3 separate regions of the Homo sapiens genome follow, and regions 1 and 3 are each linked to region 2. The links are chromatin loops, found by intact Hi-C in ENCODE. Cell type or tissue: GM12878. All regions are shown on one strand.

What was found. Peaks named below come from ENCODE experiments on the same cell type or tissue, not always from the same donor. Only the 100,000 strongest peaks of a DNase experiment are listed, where the experiment ranks them.
Region 1: it touches region 2 in a loop (5-fold over the local background); 3 of 110 quality-filtered maps call a loop at or near these places.
Region 3: it touches region 2 in a loop (5-fold over the local background); 19 of 110 quality-filtered maps call a loop at or near these places.

Annotation. Positions count from the first base shown.
Region 1 is chr3:69,944,186-69,952,185 of GRCh38, reverse strand. It overlaps MITF (melanocyte inducing transcription factor), which reads right to left. Exons shown (of 10, transcript NM_001354604.2): 6 at 3,018-3,135; 7 at 300-374. Among named protein-coding and RNA genes, the nearest start is that of SAMMSON, 52 kb to the left of the region's middle. In GM12878, a CTCF peak has its summit at 3,706 (motif pointing right); no DNase peak of the experiment used is centred here.
Region 2 is chr3:69,116,305-69,124,304 of GRCh38, reverse strand. It overlaps LMOD3 (leiomodin 3), which reads left to right and starts at 1,710. Exons shown (of 3, transcript NM_198271.5): 1 at 1,710-2,212; 2 at 4,245-5,606. The coding sequence starts at 1,919. RefSeq lists an enhancer at 1,656-2,855. In GM12878, a CTCF peak has its summit at 3,237 (motif pointing left); a DNase peak (open chromatin) is centred at 3,234.
Region 3 is chr3:69,421,142-69,429,141 of GRCh38, reverse strand. It overlaps a transcript of FRMD4B not described here. Among named protein-coding and RNA genes, the nearest start is that of FRMD4B, 39 kb to the right of the region's middle. RefSeq lists enhancers at 7,465-7,964, 7,965-8,000. In GM12878, a CTCF peak has its summit at 3,699; no DNase peak of the experiment used is centred here.

The DNA.
Region 1 (8,000 bases), 830 kb before region 2:
GATCAATTCTCCCTCTTACCAAAAAGAGAGAGAGAGAGAGAGAAAACCACTACTAGAAACAAGAAAAATAAAAACTCTTCAGAAACTGAAAATAAGTATATATACAAAATTCAATTTGATCTGAGATAAAATATGGGGAAAATATATACCTTGGTTTCTGTCAAATACAATTTTCTTCCATAAGAGAGAATTTTAACAGCTGTAGGAATCAACTCTCCTCTACAGAATTTCTGGAAACATTTTTGATATATGGGGAACATTAATATCAAATGTCATGAACATAAATAAAACCAACTTACTCAGGTTGTGATTGTCCTTTTTCTGCCTCTCTTTGGCCAGTGCTCTTGCTTCAGACTCTGTGGGAAAAATACACGCTGTGCACGTGAATGAAGTCATTAGAAGTTGGAACTGTTTGAAGTTGCACAAAATGTAAACTACAAAATATCTCATTTCCCAAACATACAGAAGCTTATTTGACTTGACTCTAAGTAAAAATACGTTTTTTTAAAAATGATATCTTTTTAAAAAGCTTGCATGTTTTCAAAAGCAATATATATATCATATATACAATATGTAAAAACTGGGCTTCCACAAAATGGTAAAAAAAAACCCTGGTAAAAATTATATATAGCACACTGTAAACATATACAGATACTAGCAAGAAAGAAATCGATAATTAGAAAACTATGTCAATTTGCTGTTGATACTCTATTATCAGGGGTCTGATATATTTTCTTTTCAGGCCATAGAAGCTTTCAATCCTTTTTTGATGCCTGTGTAACGTGCTGATATAAAAACTGAGTAGTGGCCCAGCATGGTTGCTTGCACCTGTAATTCCAGCACTTTGGGAAGTGGAAGTGGAAAGATCACTTGAGCCCAGGAGTTCAAGATCAGCCTTGGTCTTTACAAAAAATAAAAAAAAATAAGTCCAGCATGGTGGTGCATGCTTGCAGTCCCAGCTACGGGAGGCTGAGGTGGGAGGATCACTTGAGCCCAGGAGGTCGAGGTTGTAGTGAGCCGTGATCACACCACTGCACACCAGCTCAGGAGACACAGAGAGACCCTGTCTCAAAAAAAAAAAAAAAAAAAAAAGCTGCCAAATTGGATCTCTGTCTCTTCTAACTAGTTCACTACTTCATAGAATGAACTCATTTTTTCAGAAGTTGGTGCCAGATTCTGTTAAAACCTGCTGTAATGAAATCATCTAATAACTTAGGAACCACTATTTACTAGCTTGAGTCTATAAAAACAAAATAGGAATAGAGGCATTTGGTGGCAACTGCAATTGGAAAGCTCTATTTGCATAGCAACTCTTGTGACATCTCTGGGATAAGAGATTACTTTTTGCCTTACAGAGAACAAAACAAAACAAAACAGAATTAAAAACAAAACAAAACATGTTACTTGACCAATCTGGGGATCCAGAAAGCTCTGTTATTTCCTTTTCAGAAGTGATAGCTGAAGCATTACACTACCATAATTTAGAATTTTATCTCAAAATAGAAATCTTTTTAGCATAACTTATAGCCACTGAAGCATATATATATATATATATATACACACCATATATATTTATTATATGGGTGTTATATATGTATATATGCATATCTATATGCATACATCCATGTATATATGCATATCTATATGCATACATCCATGTATATATGCATATATATGCATATCTATGTGTGTGTGTGTATGTGTGTGCATATATATATATATATATATATATATATAACTCAGAAGTTGAATTCTTTCAGTTGTGATGGTCAGTTCAAATCATTTTCTAGTTTTTTTTTCCTCACACAGAAGCATGACTTACATACCCTCCACTTCAATGATTCTTAAGTTGTTGTTGTTGTTGTTGTTTTGTTTTGTTTTGCTTTGTTTTGAGACAGGACTCATTCCTCTTGCCCAGGCTGGAGTGCAGTGGTGTGATCACAGCTCATTGCAGCCTGGAACTCCTGAGCTCAAGCAATCTGCCTGCCTCAGCTTCCCAAAGTGCTGAGATTACAGGCGTGAGCTACTGTGCCTGCCCGACGATTCTTGCTTTTGTTGTTGTTGTTGTCTTGCAGTAATTTTCCTTTTTGGTAGGGTAGCTACTTGTGTTTTGGTTTTGGATGGTTTTTACTTATTAATTACTCTTTTCACTCAAATCCATGGTTTTTAAAAAACATCTTTCTCCTGCTTATTTTCTAAAAAAAATTTTTTTAAGACATCCTTGACTGGAACAGGAATTCTCTGTACCAAATCCATATTCCATATTCTCAGTCTGTTCATCCAATCCTGCAGGATGCAAGGATCAAATAATAAAAAGAGGGGTGTGGTAAGGGCCATAAAATTCACCATGGTAGAATGCCAGTTCTAATATAGTTTCCGCCATGTTTTAATGACCAAATAAATGCCTTCCCTAAAGCATTAAGCAAAGTAGAGAAATAAGTAATTTCACACTTGCCTCAAGAACAAATAATATCCATTGCTCCATTTTATAATTTTTTCCCCTCTGTGTAATAAATCTTTTGCACACAATACAGCAAAAGACAACAGGAGGCATCTGAAGATGTGAGAAATATATTCTTATGCTATCCCAATTGTGGGCTTGAATGTGTGTCAAAGGAAAATTCAGATCTGGGTTCTCAAATGCAAATGCCTCTAGGGGCTTGTTAGAAACATACATATCAGGTAGGGTGGAGACAGTTACAGCTGAAAGAGTTGCCTACTATCCCCAACACAAAGGGGACCTTCACCACACACACAGTGATTGGTGACATGCAGTAATGGTGGCCCCGATTCCCAGTATCTCAGGAGATTTTCAAGGATCTCCTTGAAAAAAAACAGAATTTTCAAGTATAAATTCTCCGTCTTAAAATATTGCATAATGTTTTAACCACTGCAGAGACCTATAAAAGTTACGTCCATGAGTTGGATATAGTTTGCACATCACTATATCAATAACTTTGTCTTATCAGGAAATGGACAGAAATCTGCAGTAAGAGGCACATTTACTAGGTGTTTACCTGTGAGCTCCCTTTTTATGTTGGGAAGGTTGGCTGGACAGGAGTTGCTGATGGTGAGGCCTGGTGGGGGCAGACCTTGGTTTCCATAAAGATCAATCAAGTTTCCCGAGACAGGCAACTAGAGAGAGACAAACAGTAACAGAAATTAACTGTTGAACAATTCCCATGTTTTTTCAGATAAAACCTATATCCTACTCTAGGATTTATTTAAGAAAAATTATTTGATACAAAAAATCATTTTTAAAATAGGAAAATATGAGATGTTTACTTTTTCATTCACAGGTATTAAAAGAGAGGTACAGGATCTCCTCAACCAGTTCCCTTTGAGGCAGGAAAGTACAGTCTCACACCCATAAAATGACTACTCTAACTAGCCAGTCAGTTTATTTTGAGCATGGAGGCAATGAATAATGTGGTGAATGCATTATCTAGTACAACTAGTAGCAAACAGTGGGTGTTCAGGAAATGTTGGCTATTATTGTAAAACAGGATTGTATATAAAATGACCTTTTCACCAAATAGGACTTTCCATTAAAGTTAATTTTGTTCCTTCCTTCTCGTATCCACCTCTTCTTCTCACTTTTTCTTTTACAAGGAAAAGCAATGAAAGTTTTTTTTTTTTTAATTGGAAATGATTTCCTTATTGCTAGAGAGAAAAAGCGTTTCCTTGAAATTGAAATTTTCCACAAAGCCACAAGAGGGAGCCCACAGACTTTAAAAGAGAGCAAAAATTTACACTTTCAAGAGAATAATAATAAAAAAAAAAAGTAAAAGAAATATTTAGCCTTCCCCAAGCTAGCGTCAGAGTTTTTCCTCTAGTTCTGAATGGGCTGTTTTAAAGCAGCGAGTCCTCCTTTGGTTGTGTATGTGCATTTCTTGGTAACTAGCTGGTTGCAGCAGTTTATAGGCCTGTTTTTGTAGAAAAGGCCCAAGTTGATCTCCCTTCCCATGCCCTGAAATACAGTTTGAAATAGTAACTATGGAGAAATCGTTGACTGACCTCACTCCTTCCACTGCAGACACGTACCATTACTAGATTGATTCAAACAATTTCTATAACCATGATTACTGGGTAAGACTTTAAGTCGTTTAGCCCTCCCATTTCTTGATTACACATGGAATTGTATTCTACATCTGAGAAAAGTACATTCAGAAAGCATTTAGGTGTGATTAAAGTGTTTAGTGACTGAGAAGTATCTAGTAAAAACTGTATTCAACAGAGTACCTTGCATCCTCTCCAATGACCACTAACATACAGATGAAAATATACCACAAAATACAAGTCGAATGTGCTTCCCCTCATTGATAACCATTGCATCTATTTCTGTGATAGCCTCTAAACATATACTCTATGAATTAAACCCCTAGCTAAAGAGATTTGGGTGGGAGGCAATGGACATGGAATAAGATACTTCTTGATGGGTGAATCAGACACTGGCTCGAACAGAATTGGGGTAGGCAGGGAGGACAGACAGACCAGCAGAATACAACTCCCTCTTTTGCTCCTTTTTGAAAGCAGCGTTTATAGTATATGCATAAAACCTAATACACATACCCCCATACACAGGCACAAAAATAGACATCGTGGTCATTTAAAATGCCCTTGTATGGTATTTCAAGGCCCTCTAACTAAGGAATTGATAAAAAGTGACTTTGATTATTAGCTGTCATTTCACTAAGTGGTTTTAGTTGAAATAGGTTACCTTCTCAGGGTCAACCTTGCTCTGTGTGTGTTTAGTTTTATTCTTGTCCAATTTAACGCAAAGTGAAAGGCACTCACATGTTTCAAAACAGCCCTGTAAAGTACCAGAAAGACTAAACTTATACAGCTGCCATGATGTCTGGTAACTCCTTGGATTCCAAAGCTTTATTCCCCTATCTTTTGAGAATTTTGGATTTTGGGAAAACGTTGAGGTTTTAACAAACCAAGAATGTGACTTGAAAATTCAAAGCAATAAGCTAAAAGAAAAATTATTCCACTTGCTCTAGAAAGGTAAATCACACATATGGTTTTCATAGGCAAATTGTATGCAAAACTCACTGTGTTATTATGATGATTTGTTAGGGATAAATAATAGCAACTGATACACATCTCCAAGTCATTGATAGACCTATGTTGAACAGATATCTAATTCTAAGCTTCTTCTGGACAAGAACATATTTTCTAACTATATTCTAAAGAAGAGATATGTACATGACTGAGAGAGAGAATGCTTTCTGCCATAGACAGCGAGATGGACAGGGTGGGGGAGACAAAGAGCAACGTGGGGGATACCTAGTGAGAAATGGATTGAGATGCATGAAAAACTACAGAAAGTACTGCTGTGATTAGCATGGATTGACGACAGTGCACATCAAAAAGGGAAATGAATTAAAATCCCTATAGCAAGATGCCTCATTGGGCACTCTACTGAGATCAGACATCATTACTTCCAGTTGAAAAAGCTTATAGCCCTCTATCTACTTCTCTGAAAGATTTCCTGCTTCGGCTGCTTTTCCCATACTTGCTGATTAGGAGTGGGAAGCAGAAAGCATGGCAGAATATTTTGCTGGGGGTCATCTCATTTTTTGGGTGCCTACTTTGGGCCAAGCACAGAATTAAAATGGCACTTTGTGTATGGCATCTTACTGCTTTTTACAGAAAGAAAAGCCAAGATTTTTGCCATTGCCTAATGGAGGTTTTTGGTCGGAGGCTCACGTCCCATGTTAACAGCAGAACTGGGGGTGGGGAGAGTATCAACATGCTGATATTAACCAGTTAGAAACTGCAAACTTTCAATTCATCTCCAATTAGACCTGAGGAAATAAAAACCCTGCCGCTTACTAGCCGAATGTGGATACTCCAATTTACCGATTAATGGTGCAGAACTTTATAGCCTGTGCTTAGGAGTCAGAGATCCGGATTAAAATCCTGCCTCTTTACGAACTTGCTATGTGATATTAAGCAAGTTCTCTGAGGCTTAGTGTCTCCAATTGAAAAGTGACAACATTCTTCTCACAGGGGTCTTATAAGATTTAATAGAGATAAAGTAGGTGAAACAGTGCCTGCTACTTCAGTGATCAATAAGTGGTAACTGCTATGATTAACAATACAGTATTCTAATTTTCTAGGGAGTACTGGATTCCCACTTTACAGTTTTGACAGGTGAGCTAATTTTCACTTGATCAACAAAACCACTTGCTATGTTAATTACTAAGTACATTGTCAACGATTAGACAATTTTTTACCAGACTGCAATGCAAATCTAGGAACAGAAATCAGGGAATCTGCAAGGCTGAGGTGACCAGTCATTATTCCAAGTCAGGCATTCCACACTAGAGCTGATTTTGTTTCCCCGGATCAATATCTGGAGGTATTTTCAGTTGATGCACCTGCAGGGGATTTGCTGCTGGCATCCAGTGGGTGAAGGCCAGGGATGCTGTTAAGCATCCTAAAATGCACAGGACAGTCTCCCACCACAAAGACTTATCCATCCCAAATGTCAACAGTTCCACATTTGAGAAACTGTGTCCTAAATGGTGGTGTATGTTCTTTCTATCAACCGCTCTTATTTGCTGAAGCTACTAAAAGGAAGGTTGATGGAAATAATTTAAAATGTGTCTCCTAGCCATGCATTTTAAAGAAAGGATTCTGTAGTTGGTTCTTCTGCATTAGAAAACTTTCCCGATAAATACAGTTAACATCATAATTAGGTCAAAATAACACCTTTAGAGCTAAGAAAAAGGAAGAGACTTCTTCTATTAACATGTATATTTCACATCTTTGTGGGATTTTTATCCAGGCCATTTACCTAAATGACAAGATTTCACTTCCAGAGCACAAACTGCACCATGGACAGATGAAAGCCACAGTCTAATCCGGACAAACAAATTGAAGGAAGATGCGCCTGGGTCTATGCCCCCATACTGGTCTGAATTGAGTTCTTCAATGTTGTGCTCCACCAAAATGAATATTTTTCCAAGTAAATGATAATTGTAAAACGTTATTATTTTTTCTCTCTGGATGGTCCCCTTTTCTGAATATCAATTGAGCACTGTTAACACAAGTAAACTGGGACTTTTATTCTTTGTTTGTGATAGTACAAGAGGGCCCTTGTGCTCTCAGAATAGTTATTTCTAGACTTCAATTCCCTTAGGACAGTTTCCTCTCTAAGTGTTCCTTCCACTTTATTTTTTCCTAAGTAGTTAACTTGAAATAAAGCATTTCAAATAATCAAATAAAAGAAAAAAATGCCTAACACGAAGAACATTAAACTTTACTGTGGGAAAAAATTAAAATGTTAATAGGTTGCAGTAGCTTTGTTACTTAATTTTGACAACTAAAACCCAAGTTCATCAAGAATAAGAGCTAGTAACTTACTTTTAGTGAGAGCTTATCAGGGCCCAACTGTTCTAAATGCTTTTTGTGGGCTACCTCTTATAATTCTCCCATTAATTCTATTGCAGTAGATGCTATTATGATCCCCATTTTACAGACAAGGAAACACAAGCAGAGAGGTTGAATCACTCCGTCAAGAGTATGTATTCAGATGTCTGGTTCAGAGTCTGTGCTCCTAATGTTGAAGTTACATTGTCTTTCCCCTAATGGCAAAATGCTGAAATAGATTTGTTGAAAGACTCTAATGGAGCCACATTTAGCCTTTCCAGTATGGGGATAAAGAAGAGAAGTGGATGCCGGGATAAAGTCAGTGACTTCTAAGGGTGGCTGCAGGGGACTCCTCTCCTGTCTGGGAGTTAATTCAACTCTGCCCAGAGGATCTTTCTTATCTGGAAATTCCCTTGAGATGGCCTCTCTGCTCCTGAATTGTCCTTCTCCCCTCAAGGGCTAAAAGAGTCTCCCCCTTCTAGACTGGTAACCCCCGTGAGAACAGGAAGCACACCTTAGTCACCTTCGCATCCACAGCACCTTGCCTGGTGCTGGCCACCTATTAGGCATATCCATAAATGCTAAATTAATCTTTAATATACTTTCGGAACAACGAG
Region 2 (8,000 bases):
GTAGGTTGGTGCAAAAGTAATTGTGATTTTTGCTGTTACTTTAATCTACATATAAAAAGTATTTAATTTCTTCGTATTCTGTGACCTAGCAATTTCACTTTTTAGAATTTGTTCAATTTACTCTAAAGAAATAAACTTGTGTGTTTATAAACTATTTAGGTATAGGGATATTTATTAAAGAACTATTTGTGCTTGTGAGAATTGAAAACATTCTAAATATCCAACAATTGAGGATTGGTTATACAAATTATGGTACATCCATATAAAGAATCCTAACAGAGGGCAATAAAAAATTATTTAGTAGTAGAGTACACAGTTGCCTAGAAAAAAAGAATCCTGACTTTCTCAGTCAAAAAAACAGATGAGAAAAAATGATAGAGTTTGTATGCCTAAAAGAAAGGACTGGAATGAAAAAACTGAAATGTTAATAGTGGTAGCTTCACAGTGAGGTAAGGGGAAGATTTTGTTCTGTGCCTTTCTATGTTATCCTAACTCTTGTACAATGAATGTATATTTCGGAATAAGAATATATTTACGAGCCAGGCACGGTGGCTCACGCCTGTAATCCCAGAACTTTGGGACACCGAGGCAGGTGGATTGCTTGAACTCAGAAATTCGAGACCAGCCTGAGCAATATGGCAAAACCCTGTCTCTACAAAAAATACAATTAGCTGGGTGTAGTGGTGCATGCCTGTGGTCCCAGCTTGATCCTGGGAGGCAGAGGTTGCAGTGAGCTGAGATCGCAGCACTGCCCTCCAGCCTGGGTGACAGAGCCAGACCCTGTCTTAAATATATATATAATAAAACTTGTATATTATATATTATTGTACCCTTTGTCACACAAATAATGGCATGTAAAACACACTGTTTTGTACTTTGCTATATTGTGTAACCTTGTACACACGTTGTTTCACCCATGTAGGGGTATATCTGTAGGATACACTTCTCAAAGTGGAATTGCTGGGTCAAAGGAAATGGGCATTTGTAATTTGGACAAATGTTGCATATTGCCCCTTCAGGGTTTGAAAACAAAATCTTCTCATAGTTTCTTTTAGTATATTAGTGGTCTGGATTTCTTTTTTAACACTTCACTTTAGAGCCATTTTCATTGATATTGGCTTAATGGATACTTAATAAGAAAAGCAAATAATTTAAAATATTAAACTCACTTATAGTGGAAATCCAAGTGCTGGTTGTCCCCATCTGTTAGATCACAGGATCTAGATGCAAACAGGACATCTTGCAAAGGTTCGGCTTACACAGAGGATGAGTGACATAGCAAGACCTCTGTTCCACTGTGCACCACTTTATTTGCTTCCACACTCACCTTGTAGGGAAGAGGCAGACCCTAAGAGCTTGATTTCTACCTTCAAGTGAATTCTTTACTTCAGAAACAACTCAGGTTGCTGGTTGGATTTCCCTTCTGAAATATTGTAAGTTGCTTTAATATTTAAATAAAAACAAGTGGAATCCCCTGGAGTATTGGGGTATGTATGTATGAGCTGCATGAATTTGTGTATGGCAATATGATGGCATATAGGAAGATAATTAATTTTATTCCTGCAGAGATTCTGTAGTCTCTGCTAGTCTCTGGCAAACATAGCAGCTGTACTGAAATGTCAGATGGATTTGCGCAGCTGACTCAAGTTGCCAAAAAGAGAGCAGCATAGTTGTTCCATAAATTGACCCCATCCAGCCAAGCCCTGCTTAATATAGATCCGGCAAGAGCTTAGCTGTGATCACTCCTAGCTGCTCAGCAAACCACTGAGGTTCCTGGGAAAAAAAAAAAAATATCTCAAGGGTGTGTTAACTTGGGACACTCGTTAACTGGGGGACCTTCTTGAGGCTTTTTTCCTTCTTTTTAAAAATCATCTTTGATTATTCTTCTTTTCTAGTAAAATAATATTTAGAAAAAATAATGTCAGAGCACAGCAGAAATTCAGATCAAGAAGAACTTCTCGATGAGGAGATTAATGAAGATGAAATCTTGGCCAACTTGTCTGCTGAAGAACTGAAAGAACTGCAGTCGGAAATGGAAGTCATGGCCCCTGACCCCAGCCTTCCCGTGGGAATGATTCAGAAAGATCAAACTGACAAGCCACCGACAGGAAACTTCAATCATAAATCTCTTGTTGATTATATGTATTGGGAAAAGGCATCCAGGCGCATGCTGGAAGAGGAACGAGTTCCTGTCACCTTTGTGAAATCCGAGGTAACCAGAGATTTGTGTACAACCGAGAAATGGCTGCCTGGGATGGGCTGTTAGGTCTCTCTGTTGTAACTGTGATTTCTCAAGACTCCAGGGTTTGGTTCTGCTTTGTTTTTGCCATATCTAGATTAAACCATAATATTTAATCCTACTCCGACTGGAACTTTCTGAAACACATTTATATTTACAAGGGGAAAATTGGGTAATTTCTTGCAAATGTCTCTTTTTAAAAATTGCTGTCGGGTTTGCTGTGTCAGAAAGCCTGTGTTCTATTGCCACGATACTTAGTGACTTAACTCATAACCCAGAGGCAGTTGTCCTTACCTCTCTCTTTCTTTTTTATTGCAGGCCCCTTTGAGAAAGTAATGACAGCTCTGTAGCCTCTGTCTCTCTGGCACATCCAAACATACGCAGTGTTTCGCACACAGTGTCAAACATTTCAGTCCTCCTGAAGTCTGGCCACACAACCTGCAATTAAACCAAGTCGAATAACCAGAAAATGTCTTATATTATTACTATGTATTGGCTGTCAGTGATGACATTTAGAAATCGATGGCTATTAAGTGGTTTTGAAGCTAGTTCTTCACTTTCTAAAACCTGAAAGCTAGAATTGTTAACTCTGCAAACTTACTGTGCATGAGCATAATTTTTTTTTTTATGTTCCACTTGAAAATGACTTAACAAAAAGAGGACAGAGATGCCTCCTAGGTAAAGTCTCTTTAGGTTATGCCTGTTTACAAAGATACATCTTGTTAAATTACTCTGAAGCTGGCTGTAATTAAGGAAAGTTGTCAATTGGTTTTACAGTCAGTAGAGTTTAAACATGTGCTAAGATTAAGAAAAGAAACAGCTGGATTGATCAGGTTAGAGTTCAAGGTACAATTTGCAGATTTTTTACAACTGGAGATCAATGGATGAAAAGCCAATTCTATGTGAATGCCAGTTTCAGGGGGTAAAAACGAGTACTTGCAACATGTTTTTCCTTCCTCTGGTATAACTTGAACAGCTTGATGGTTGGCTCCCCCTTCTGGTCAAGGTGAGAAATGCAGTGGTGAAGACTTCAGGTGGTTAAGGTGACTTGTCACTGTCTCTTCTGACCTATGTTATGAGCATGAAATTTTTGCTCAAATGAACCTGTGTCTCAACTTGCTATACTGGCTTTCAAAATGATATCTATGAGGCCCACAAGTTGCATAGAAAAGCATTATAATTGATGTGCAAGAATCTAATACATATTATTGATAAAAGGCCCATTTTATTTCCCAGACTAAGCAATTATTTCTCAATGTCTGCATAATCCTGTTTCATCTTACAGCTGGCCCTGGTTCCTAGGCACTTTCTTTCACAAGAAACTGGGATAGTAAACTTGTCCTAGACAGAGTATCATGGCAGTTGTCAAAGAACTGAAAAAATAGAATCAAAATTGAGGTTTTAAATATATATATGTATATATATATATTCAAAATCAAAATTGAGGTTTTTAAATATATATATATTCCAAAATGTCAAACGTATCTAATTTCCCATACATTATGTTATGTTCTCAGAGGAAGTTCATGTACATTCTATACTAGATTAGTAGACATTGTAGGGATGTTAATTTTAGGGCAATAATTTCCTTATTCTAATATATTTATAGTATCACATTTATAATATATTGGAATAATAAGGAAATTATTGCCCTAACTCAGGACTGTTGGGTACTAGATGCCTATTTGGTAGATACAAAATCAAAGCTTCAGTGTATCGATGAACAATTCTATGAGGTTTTCAAAACAATTTTTAACTGCTTCTGAAATTAAACACCATTAAAAAGTACAGAATATTAAAATTAATAAGGTTTCCTTTTAATACTCATTTTAATTTATGGGATAGAATAACCACCCATTTTTAGCAATCAGCTATTTAAATAAGGATTATTTAAAATAGCAACCAGCTCTTTTAAATAAGCATTTTTATTATCTCCACTAGCTGATGCTCCACTTCATATTTCTTCTCTGCTATGTATTCTAACCCTCATAAACCTCTCTTGTAGGAAAAGACTCAAGAAGAGCATGAAGAAATAGAAAAACGTAATAAAAATATGGCCCAGTATTTAAAAGAAAAGCTCAATAATGAAATAGTTGCAAATAAAAGAGAATCAAAGGGCAGCAGCAATATCCAAGAAACAGATGAAGAAGATGAAGAAGAAGAAGATGATGATGATGACGACGAAGGAGAAGATGATGGTGAAGAGAGTGAAGAAACGAACAGAGAAGAGGAAGGCAAAGCAAAGGAACAAATTAGAAATTGTGAGAACAACTGCCAGCAGGTAACTGACAAAGCATTCAAAGAACAGAGAGACAGACCAGAGGCCCAAGAACAAAGTGAGAAAAAAATATCGAAATTAGATCCTAAGAAGTTAGCTCTAGACACCAGCTTTTTGAAGGTAAGTACAAGGCCTTCAGGAAACCAGACAGACCTGGATGGGAGCTTGAGGAGAGTTAGGAAAAATGATCCTGACATGAAGGAACTCAACCTGAACAACATTGAAAACATCCCCAAAGAAATGTTACTGGACTTTGTCAATGCAATGAAGAAAAACAAGCACATCAAAACATTCAGTTTAGCCAATGTGGGTGCAGATGAGAATGTAGCATTTGCCTTGGCTAACATGTTGCGTGAAAATAGAAGCATCACCACTCTCAACATCGAGTCCAATTTCATCACAGGTAAAGGGATTGTGGCCATCATGAGGTGTCTCCAGTTTAATGAGACGCTAACTGAGCTTCGGTTTCACAATCAGAGGCACATGTTGGGTCACCATGCTGAAATGGAAATAGCCAGGCTTTTGAAGGCAAACAACACTCTCCTGAAGATGGGCTACCATTTTGAGCTTCCGGGTCCCAGAATGGTGGTCACTAATCTGCTCACCAGGAATCAGGATAAACAAAGGCAGAAACGACAGGAAGAGCAAAAACAGCAGCAACTCAAGGAACAGAAGAAGCTGATAGCCATGTTAGAGAATGGGTTGGGGCTGCCCCCTGGGATGTGGGAGCTGTTGGGAGGACCCAAGCCAGATTCCAGAATGCAGGAATTCTTCCAGCCACCGCCACCTCGGCCTCCCAACCCCCAAAATGTCCCCTTTAGTCAACGCAGTGAAATGATGAAAAAGCCATCGCAGGCCCCGAAGTACAGGACAGACCCTGACTCCTTCCGGGTGGTGAAGCTGAAGAGAATCCAGCGCAAATCTCGGATGCCGGAAGCCAGAGAACCACCCGAGAAAACCAACCTCAAAGATGTCATCAAAACGCTCAAGCCAGTGCCGAGAAACAGGCCACCCCCATTGGTGGAAATCACTCCCAGAGATCAGCTGCTAAACGACATTCGTCACAGCAGTGTCGCCTATCTTAAACCTGTAAGTAGAAGGAGGGAGAAATGGTGACTGAGCACCCTCCATAGTAAATGCATCCCAACTTTATTCCCTCTCTGTTTTAACATAAGGGGATACTCACTAATTGAGACCAACTGGGGGAAGCCAATGAGCATTACCAATAGAACTAAATTACTGCTATCCCTAAGGATGTACACCTGTAGCACCCCATCTCTAGGTACGCCTATATGACTTCTGTAACAACGATATTAGCAGCTAACATTTAGGGAGCATTTACTATAGGCTGGAGTTGTTATATGAATTAACTCATGTAATCATCTTACTAACCCTATAAGCTAGGTACTGTTATTCTCCCCATTTAATAAAAAGGATACTGAGGCTTAGAGAATTTAATAACATGTGGAGGAGACACAGCTAGGAAGTGGTAGAGCTGACATTGAAACCCGGTTCTGAGTCTAGAGTCAAGCTTTAATTCACCTCTTCTTCTGACCTCTTCAAGTGCATATTCAAAAGAACACCATTCCAGCCACAATGGAGCTGACACTCAGAGATCCCTAGGAACCTACAGTGAGGAATAAATAAGAATGAGGCCAGGCCGGGCGCATTGGCTCACGCCTGTAATCCCAGCACTTTGGGAGGCCAAAGCAGGTGGATCACAAGGTCAAGAGATCAAGATCATTCTGGCCAACATGGTGAAACCCCATCTCTACTAAAAATACAAAAATTATCTGGGCATGGTGGCGGGCACCTGTAGTCCCAGCTACTCAGGAGGCTGAGGCAGGAGAGTCACTTGAACTTGGGAGGCGGATGGTGCAGTGAGCGGAGATTGCACCACTGTACTCCAGCCTGGTGACAGAGCGAGACTCCATCTAAAAAAAAAAAAAAAAAACCACCCAAATTGGGCCAGTTGTTTGTAGATAATGGAATGCTTCCAAAATGCATAGAAACAGTTCTTTTTAGTAGATGAAGAGAGACTGTTCGAAATTGCATTTGTATTGCTCACTTTTTAGGCAGATAAATGTTGAACTTCAGGTTGGTGTCACCATGAATTCACGGAGTTTTAAAATCACTATTTCAATTTAACATTTACCATGATCCACGATTACTGCCGAGTGGAAAAGTTATTTTCCGTGCAACTTAAGTTGCAGAAATGAAGATATTTTGGTCATTATTATGATGGCGTTTATTGAGGTTGAAAGATGTGTTCAGAGGCCGCAGGTGATTGATAATTAACTATATTATTTTAAAATCTCCTGTAATATAGCCACGAGATTATGTTGGCAGAATAGTCTGTATATTATTTTGTTACACAGATTCATGTTTTTTCAAAACATGTTGAATTTTTATGCATGCTTGCTCTTTTTCTGCTTTAAAGAGCTTGATATTCTGAAATAATTGCTAGTCTTTCACATATGTATCGTCCTTATTCCCAACTCCTAGAATGGAGAATTATCAATAGCCCATTCTTCTAAATCAAAGCTGACTTTCATCTATGATTTAGAGAGGCTCTGATTCTTCCTGGAGCAGTGGCCAGGGTGAGAACGCTGGAGGTCACATGAGGTCAGACAATGGTTCTTTGCCTGCCCTTGGGCACAACATCAAGACTTTCTGCACCTGCTCTTCTCTGGACAGCCAGAACTCCCCTAGGAATGAATTGGGGTATTGTTTGAGAGAAACTAGTTCTACCACTTTTCCAGTAACTAGTCATTGGCAAAGAATATTCAAGCCACCTTGGTGGCTGTACATTCAGAAAAGAGCAGTCTGAAAAGAATGATGAGACGTCTTTTGAAAAAATCTGTGCCAAAGGTGGCATGTAAGTTCGGAGTAGAAGAGGGAATGAAGTTCAGAAGAGCATCTGAACCAACTCCCTGACTTCTGAGTGCTCTGCTGAGCAAATCCATTTTTCCTGGGTCAATTCCATTCTATCCATTCACTTATTTGTTAATCTAACAAATATATATGTCAGGCAGATGAGAAGGATTGGGGATATAGTGGTAAGTCAGGTTCAGTCTCGACCGCACACAGAGCTTACAGTGTAGGTTTAATTTTTCACCCCTCTGCCTTTTACTCAACTGAGAACACTACAGTTTTGGGTCTAGAGTCTAGGACAAAAGACATTAAAATAAATTCATGATGATAATTGCAAGAATAAAACACCCCACCAAGCACTGCATTTTTCATATTTTAATCAATTCAAAACTACTACCAATTTTAAGTGTATTTGGTGGTGGTGTTTTAAAAAAAATAATTCAAGAAAAACATGCCGCAAAGTGAACTCTGACATGCTTTTTGAATGACAATCTTGCATATCACCCTCGGTTTTGAAAGGGCTTCATTTATTCTGAAGGATTGGCAATTTCTCCTGCCTTCAGTTGCCTGGCTTGGCCTGTGACAGATCTGTTTGCATGTGTCTCAGTT
Region 3 (8,000 bases), 300 kb before region 2:
AATGATGGTACTTCCATCTAATAGAACACTCTGACCTTTAAAAAGTGTCAGGGTAGATCTCTCAAAGGTATTAAGTAACAGAGGGAAAAAAGCTGCCAAAATGGTGTGTATTATGAAATCCTGACACATGCTACAACATGGATGACCTTTGAGGGCATTATGCTATATGAAATAAGCCAGTCGCAAAAGGATGAATACAGTGTGATCTTACTTGTATGAGCTACCTAGTGTAGTCACATTCATAGAGATGGAAAGCAGAGTGGTGGTTGCCAAGAGCTGTAGGGAAGAGGGAATGGGGAGTTACATTTTAGTGGGCACAGAGTTTCAGTTTGAGATAATGAAAATGTTCTAGAGAAGGATGAGAGTGATGGTTGCACAACAATGTGAATGTACTTAATACCACTGAACTGTACACTTAAAAATGGTTTAAATGATGAATTTTTGTTTTATCTACTTTACCACAGTGTTTTTTAATGTTAAGAAGAGGAAAACTTTCCTGGTTTTTCCAAAGAAAAAGTGTTAATAGTTTAAAATACCACCATAATACATTTTAGTGACAATCAGTTAAAATTTCTTAGTAGTCTCAGGATCTAAAACAAAAGTACAATATTTTTAAAAGAAAAAAAATCTATTTTCCTTTTAAATGATGCCTCATGCACCTAACTTTAGTGGTGCAAATTAAGAAGCAACAAATTACCAGCCAACTGCCAAATCATAGTACCTCCTAGTTCTGCTGGGGATTAAAAGAGTTAACACTTGTTGTTTTAGGAACTTTACAAGTGTTAACTCATTTAATCCCCAGCAGAACTAGGAGATATTGTGATTTCCATTTCACAGATGAGATCACTGAGAACAGAGAGGTTATGTAACATGCCCCAGGTCACACAGCTAGTGAGATGCAGAACTGGTTGTCATCAAACCCCAAAATTATATAGCTCCAGAGCACAAAATAGTCTGAGCCACTGTTTTACCAACTCCCAGCTCTGAAGAGCTTCTGTATTAGAAGAGTCATCTATAAACTATGTTGGCCTTTTTAAGATTTCTACTGCATAGTTACAACTGAAAAGCTTGAGTGCACTGATACAGCTACTAGCTTTTCTTCAGTAGATGCTTGTTAACTTGAAATATGTAAATGATTTGTCTCTAACTGGGAAATTATTCTTTAACATTTACCTAGCTTCTTGGCTGGGCGTGGTGGCTCACGCCGCCTGTAATCCCAGCATTTTGGGAGGCCGAGGTGGGCAGATCACTCGAGGTCAGGAGTTCGAGACCAGCCTGGCCAACATGGTGAAACCCAGTCTCTACTAAAAATACAAAAATTAGCTGGGCGTGGTGGCACATGCCTGTAATCCCAGCTACTTGGGAGGCTGAGGCAGGAGAATTGCTTGAGCCTGGGAGTTGGATTTTGCAGTGAGCCGAGATGGAGCCACTGCACTCCAACCTGGGTGACAGAGTAAGAATCTGTCTCAAAAAAAAAAAAAAAAAAAAAAAAAAAAAACATTTACCTAGCTTCTTACTAAACACAGTCATGGAGGAGAACAAGGAAGGGAAGGCTACGTGTAAAAACACAAGTGTTCTAAGGTTTTATCAGAGAAGAGCTCTGAAAGGAATTCTCCATATTGGACGGGGAAAACGTGATCTTATATTCTTCTCCCTAAGGTTCATGTCTCCCAAAATGTTAGGTTAATTTTAAAAATATATTTCATGTTTATATTCAAACAGATTTAGAAAATGCTGAATTAAAAGGCATTAAATAGTTTCTCTTCTGCAGGAATTCTTAAGGGCTTAAACACAATGAGTTGCCAAAAAAACAGGTATATTAAGTAATATATAACAATATATTATAAATATATTATATAACATATAAATATATATTATATTTATATAGTATGTAATTGTTTCCCAGAGTTATTTTTACCACAGAGCCCTTCTCCCACAGAAAATATTGAGGGGTTAATGCTTCCTGGATCACTTTTTGGAAATCTTTGTATTAGGGATTTTCCAAATTTACCACCAGAGGTCAGTTTTCCCCTCCTTTTATATTCTGACTAAACACTGACAAAACTTAATTTTCTCTCAGCACACCTGAGACAGGCTGACATTTTTCAAGTAGACTTTGCTTAAAACTTTTAAGGGATGAGTGAAAGAAATAAAAAAATAAGAATCCCTATAAATAGTCACATTTCCAAAATCTATGAGGCTGAGCCAAAGAAATAGCAAATCTACCAAGCTCTGTTGTACCAGTATGGAGAACAAATTCTCAGCCATATTGCTTGGCTCTTTTTCCCTCCTGTTTCTCAGCCAAGTGGCCTTTCTGTCATCTCAGCCCCTAAGCGCATCTGTGGGCTTATCTTATTACATCTGAGGATAAATCCCATAGACCCTGTGTTTTCACGGTTAAAATTATTTTCTGATTTAAATATCCTGGGTCTGCAGTGTGATCTTTCCTCTCAGTCCTAGCTGGCAGCTCTGAGATAGCTCTGTGGTAATGAACAAATATGGCACTCCTGTGAATCTTCTAGTCCTAAGAAAAGCAACTATGCAGTTAATATGCTCCCCTCCTTTCCTCTGCCAGGACAGACATTATTAATCAACACAGCACCCTTTCTTTGTAGAACTCAGAACGGGTCTCACAATACTTCCTGAAACAGGGCTCCAGGCAGGCATTACCAATAGGTTGGTATTAACGTGAGAAAACTCTAAGGCTAAGTCGTAAATTCCTTCCACTTCTGGACTATTCTCTGTTGACTGTCTTTTGAATGTTAATCTCCGTAATCCTTTACCCAACACACACACATGCACACACACACACACACACACGCTTTTAAAAGTTTGTTTCAAATCCACAATAATGAAAACCTATTCATTACAGCCCCAGCATTTCCTTATTCATACCTTATCCTTAGCAAACTATATGGGTGCAACACCTGATTTAAAGAGAAGGGCTGTTACATCCCAGCATATGCCAGAAGCTCCACACTTAGCCCATTCTGTTGTTTAACTTTGGATTCCTATTGATAACATGGCATATGCCCTGTTTTAAAATTAGCACTTGCTTAGAGTTGCCTTTGTGTGAGGTATTTAGGAAATGGCCTGTGTTCTTGATCAATCTTTAGCAAAAGCTGTGGTATTAAAGCTATTAAAAGGCCTAACCTGTTATGGTAGACTTTGAAACTAATTATCACCTGACGGTTCATTTCTTTTTAATGCTGAAAGCTTATTTTAGCATTAAAGAATAAGAGGGTAATATAGTGTAGTCATTAAGCATACGCTCTGGAGTTAGATGAGGTTCAACTCTTGGCTCCCCCACTTACTTGGGCTTTGGGATCTTTGGAGAGTTACTAATTAATCCTTTTAAGTCTTCTGAAAAAAAAGATAAAAATAATACCTATCTTATTGTGGTGCTTTTATAAAACATTATTGTGCATCTACTTTGTACCAAGTGCAAAACATCACAGTGAGGATTGAATGAATTGGGAATTTACTTCACCTGGCATCAAGATGGAACTATTAATCTTTTAAAGCCCTTTTATGTTTCAGCTGAAGCCATCACGAAAGGTAGGGGCAAAAGAAGACATGCATGTTATTGAATTGCAGATCGATTAGAGATGAGATTTAGGTGGAGGCTGGCCAGCAGGGTCCATATTTAATTTCTCAGTTGTGCATTGGAAGTGAACTTTCCCCCATGGGCAGTAGGGTGTGCTGTGTGAACAGGATAACTACTTCTAGCACTAGTTTCAGGTGAGAGTGTCTCTCTTCACTTTTGGGGAGTGTGTTCGTGAACTAATGAGCAGCAAGTTCCACTTTGCTGTTAGTTCTCTAGCTTCTGTTTCTTGTGAACTTTAACTCCATGCACGTTTCTTATGGCAATAGAATTGATTAACATTTACTGCATGTCCTTTCTGGCCAATGCAGTGTTGAAATGAATTTACTGTGTAAGAAGGAGGTGACGCTAATACACTGGATATTGTTAAGAAGGCATCATGGAAATACTATATAAATTAACTACTGATAAGAGATAATAACACCATGAAAAACCATGGAAGAGATGAAAGCCTTTTAAAACACTAATAGCACATCACCTACCTTCCTATTTGCCTAAGTCACTGTCTGGCTGCAGAGAAGTAAGCAGAGGTAAAGTACATAAAAGCAGAGGGTTGCGGGTAGGTAGAAATAAAAGGCTGTTATAGTTCAAGTCCTAATTACCAAAGGCTAAAGATAAGGTCAACAGCACCTGTGATTTTTCTATATTACATCTATATAACTTGTTATTTAGAATCTTACATTCATTATTTTAGCTTTGCCTCTTGAAATCAGCTTCAGAATTACCTTCCTAAGCAAATTTTAAATTCATCTTTGAATTTTTAAAGAAGTTGCTTTTTTATTTAAATCCCATATTGGGATTTAAGGTAGTCAACATATATCTTACCTCAATTCTTTTGTCTTATAAAAGTAATTCTGTTTCTGCCAATCTAATAGGAGAAAAAATATCTCATTTGTTTAATATTTATTTCCGACTATCAGTGAAGGATTTTTGTATATTTATTGGCTGTTTGTGTTTCTTATGAAAATTGCTTATTCCCATCCCTCTTTGTCTGTGGATTTGCTTCTTATATTAGTAAGCTAAGAGAGAAACCACTCAGAAGTGACAGACTAAGGCACATGTGCCTTAATAATACAATCCTGGCTGTGCTGTGGCTTTCACCTGTAATCCTATCTCTTTGGGAGGCCAAAGCGGGAAGATCGCTTGAGTCCAGGAGTTCGATGCTGCAGTGAGCCATGATCACACCACTGCACTCCAGCCTGGGTGACAGAGTGAGACCTTGTCCTTTTAGTGTCAGTATACAGTCAGTTCTCATTATTTGAGGTAGTTATATTCAGTAAAGGCATCATGAACACCAAATTAGCAAATACTGAAACATCACACCTAGGGGGAAATAAGTTATGCTGCTATAAACCTCGTCACAACATTCTCATCAGCCAGTCAGTACATAACCTTGTTTTAAGTGTGTTTCTGTTTAAAGACACATTATTTAATATATGTAGTTGATTCATTAACATTGAACTCATATCAAAAGTACTATAATTCATGTTTGAATGAAGCTTATCTAAGACATTATTTTTTTTTAACAAGGACATTGCAGCTGCCTTCCACTTAGGAACTTTGTCCATTTGGGCTGCTGTTACGAAATACCATAAGCTGGGTAGCTTATAAACAACAGAAATGTATTTCTCACAGTTCTGGAGCCTGGGAAATTCACCATGAAGACACCAGGCCATTCAGTGTCAATGGATGAGGGTCCTGCTAATACCACTTGACAGTCCACTTGATTTGGTAGACCCTGATAAGGGTCCACTTTCTGGTTCATAAATGGCACCTTCTCATTGTGTCTTCACTTGGTAGAAGGGGTAAGGCAGCTCTCTGGGGCCTCTTTCATGAGGGCACTAATCCCGTTCATGAGGACTGTGTTCTCATGACCTAATCATGTCCCAGAGGCCCTATCTCCTATCATTCTGACACGGGTGATTAAGCTTCAAACTATTAATTTTGGAAATACACAAACATTCATACCACAGCTAATTTAGCAGTTCAGCACTATGCTTAGGGGGCATTTTAAACAGCAAAATCACCAACCAAAAGCACCAACATGTGTAAAACAGGTTGCTACATAGACTCTGAAAGGGACGTGTGTACCTAACATGAACTGAAACAAGAGGGCAGCGCTTTATTTTGTTATATCTCAGCTGAGAACAGGAGCATTGGGTGACTCAAATTTTTTGCTGTTCCCCACAAGTCAGAGAATGATTGCAAAAATACCTCGAGCAAAGGCTAAGTGTGGTGGCTCATGCCTGTAATTGCAGCGCTTTGGGAGGCCAAGGCGGGAGGATCACTTGAGCCCAGGAGTTTGAGGCTGCAGTGGGCTATGATTGTGCCACTGCACTACAGCCTGGGCAACAGAGCGAGATCCTGTCTCTATTTTTCAAAAAAGTACCTTGAGTATTGATTTTGGAGTTATGAATGAATTCTAACCAGTAGGCAAGTTTGAATTTTGTAAATAATGAGGACTGACTATATCAATAAATTTGTCTCACAAAAAAGGGCCCTTATGGTCCTTCCCTTCATTCCTGAACAACATTGGCTAACTATACAACTTACATGGGACTCATGCCCAGTGAGTCATATATATAAGTCAGAGCTCAGCAATCCCTGCCCTACAGTTCAGCAGTCTCTCCATCAGAGAACTTTCAGGACATAGGGGTCTGCAAGCTACTGCCTGTGGGCCAAATTCAGCACACTGCCTGTTTTGCTACCGTCCTGAGCTAAGAATGTTTTTTTTTTCCTTTTTCATTTTTAAATGGTTGTATGGGAAATCAAGTAACTATTTGACACATGAAACTTATACAAAATTCAAATTTTGGCGTCCACAGATAAAGTTTTATTGGAACAAAGCCATGCGCATTTGCTTACATATTGTTGATAGCTGCTTTCATGTAATAAGGCAGAAATGAATAATTGCCATAGTGATCATATAGCCCACAGAGCTGAAAATATTTACTGTCTGGTCCTTTATAGAAAAGTTTGGTGACTACTGACCTAAAACATTGCAGCTTGTCACAATGGAGGCTCTTGCACAGGCAGTTAAAAGCTCTGTATGGAAGTGATATCTCACCTAGCAGGGGAGGGGTAAGTACTAGAAGTAAAATAGGGTTTCTCTCTTCCCTGCCCCCTCTCCTTTTCTCTTCTTTTTTTTTTTTTTTCAGAGTCTCGCTCTGTTGCTCAGGCTGGAGTGCAGTGGCATGATCTCAACGCACTACAACCTCCCGGGTTCAAGCAATTTTCCTGCCTCAGCCTCCCGAGTAGCTGGGACTACAGGCACATGCCACCACGCCCAGCTAATTTTTTGTATTTTTAGTGGAGACGGGGTTTCACCATGTGTTAGCCAGAATGGCCTCGATCTTCTGACCTCAAGTGGTCTGCCCTCCTCAGCCTCCCAAAGTGCTGGGATTACAGGCATGGGCCACCACGCCCGGCCCCTCTCCTTTTAATATAAGTTTAGATTTCAAATCCCTATGAATGTACTTTGTGTGTTGAAGCAGATTAGAAAGTATCAGGCTGCTTCTATTAACAGATCTGCAGAAACCAATTTAAATGCAACTGAAGGGAACTCATCAGAGTGAAAATAAAATAATGACACCAATATTTTTGTGTTATGGTTATGCCACGAAATTCCAGTAGCGTTGTTTCCTATCAATTAAGAAAGTAACCTTTGTTTCATTTTGTCTTTATTTTTTGTTTTACTAGCTGAAAGTTATCTTAGACATCACTTAGGCCAGGGCTATCCAAGAGAATTTTCTACAAAGCTGGACATGTTTCAGATCTGTGTTATCCAATATGGTAGCCACTAATACCTGTGGCTATTGAGCAGTTGAAAGGTGGCTGTTGTGACTGAGGAAGTGAATTTTTAATTTTTGTTTAATTTTAATTAATTTAAGATGAAATAGTCACATGTGGCTAGTGACTAGCTTATGGGACAAGGCACATCTAGACTCAAGATTGCCAACTGCTCTGCAGGCTTGATTTGTTGCCAACACTTAAAGATTGGGAGACTTTATGTAAAAGTCTGAATTGTGGCTTCCCAGGAAAAATTGGAGCATCTGGAGACACTGGGAATGCCCTCACTGGACAAAACATGTGCTCTCCAGTCCCCACTGTTCCCTGTCATCCTGTACCCAGCCTGCTACATTTTCATTGCCTGCCTGGCCTCTGTTGGCACTTGCATGTACAATCCCTAATCTAATTCAACCTCAGATGACTCTTCATACGGGAAATAAAAGCCCAGAGACACAAAGTGCCTTATGCAAAGTCATCCGGTAATTAATACTAGAGCTGGCACCAGAATTCAAGGGCCTGGCTGGTATACTGTCTCCCAGAGATCTGACTACTGGCACCTCTGGGGCTGTGTGAGGGTGGAGGAAAAGGGGGACCAAGTAGCACCTGG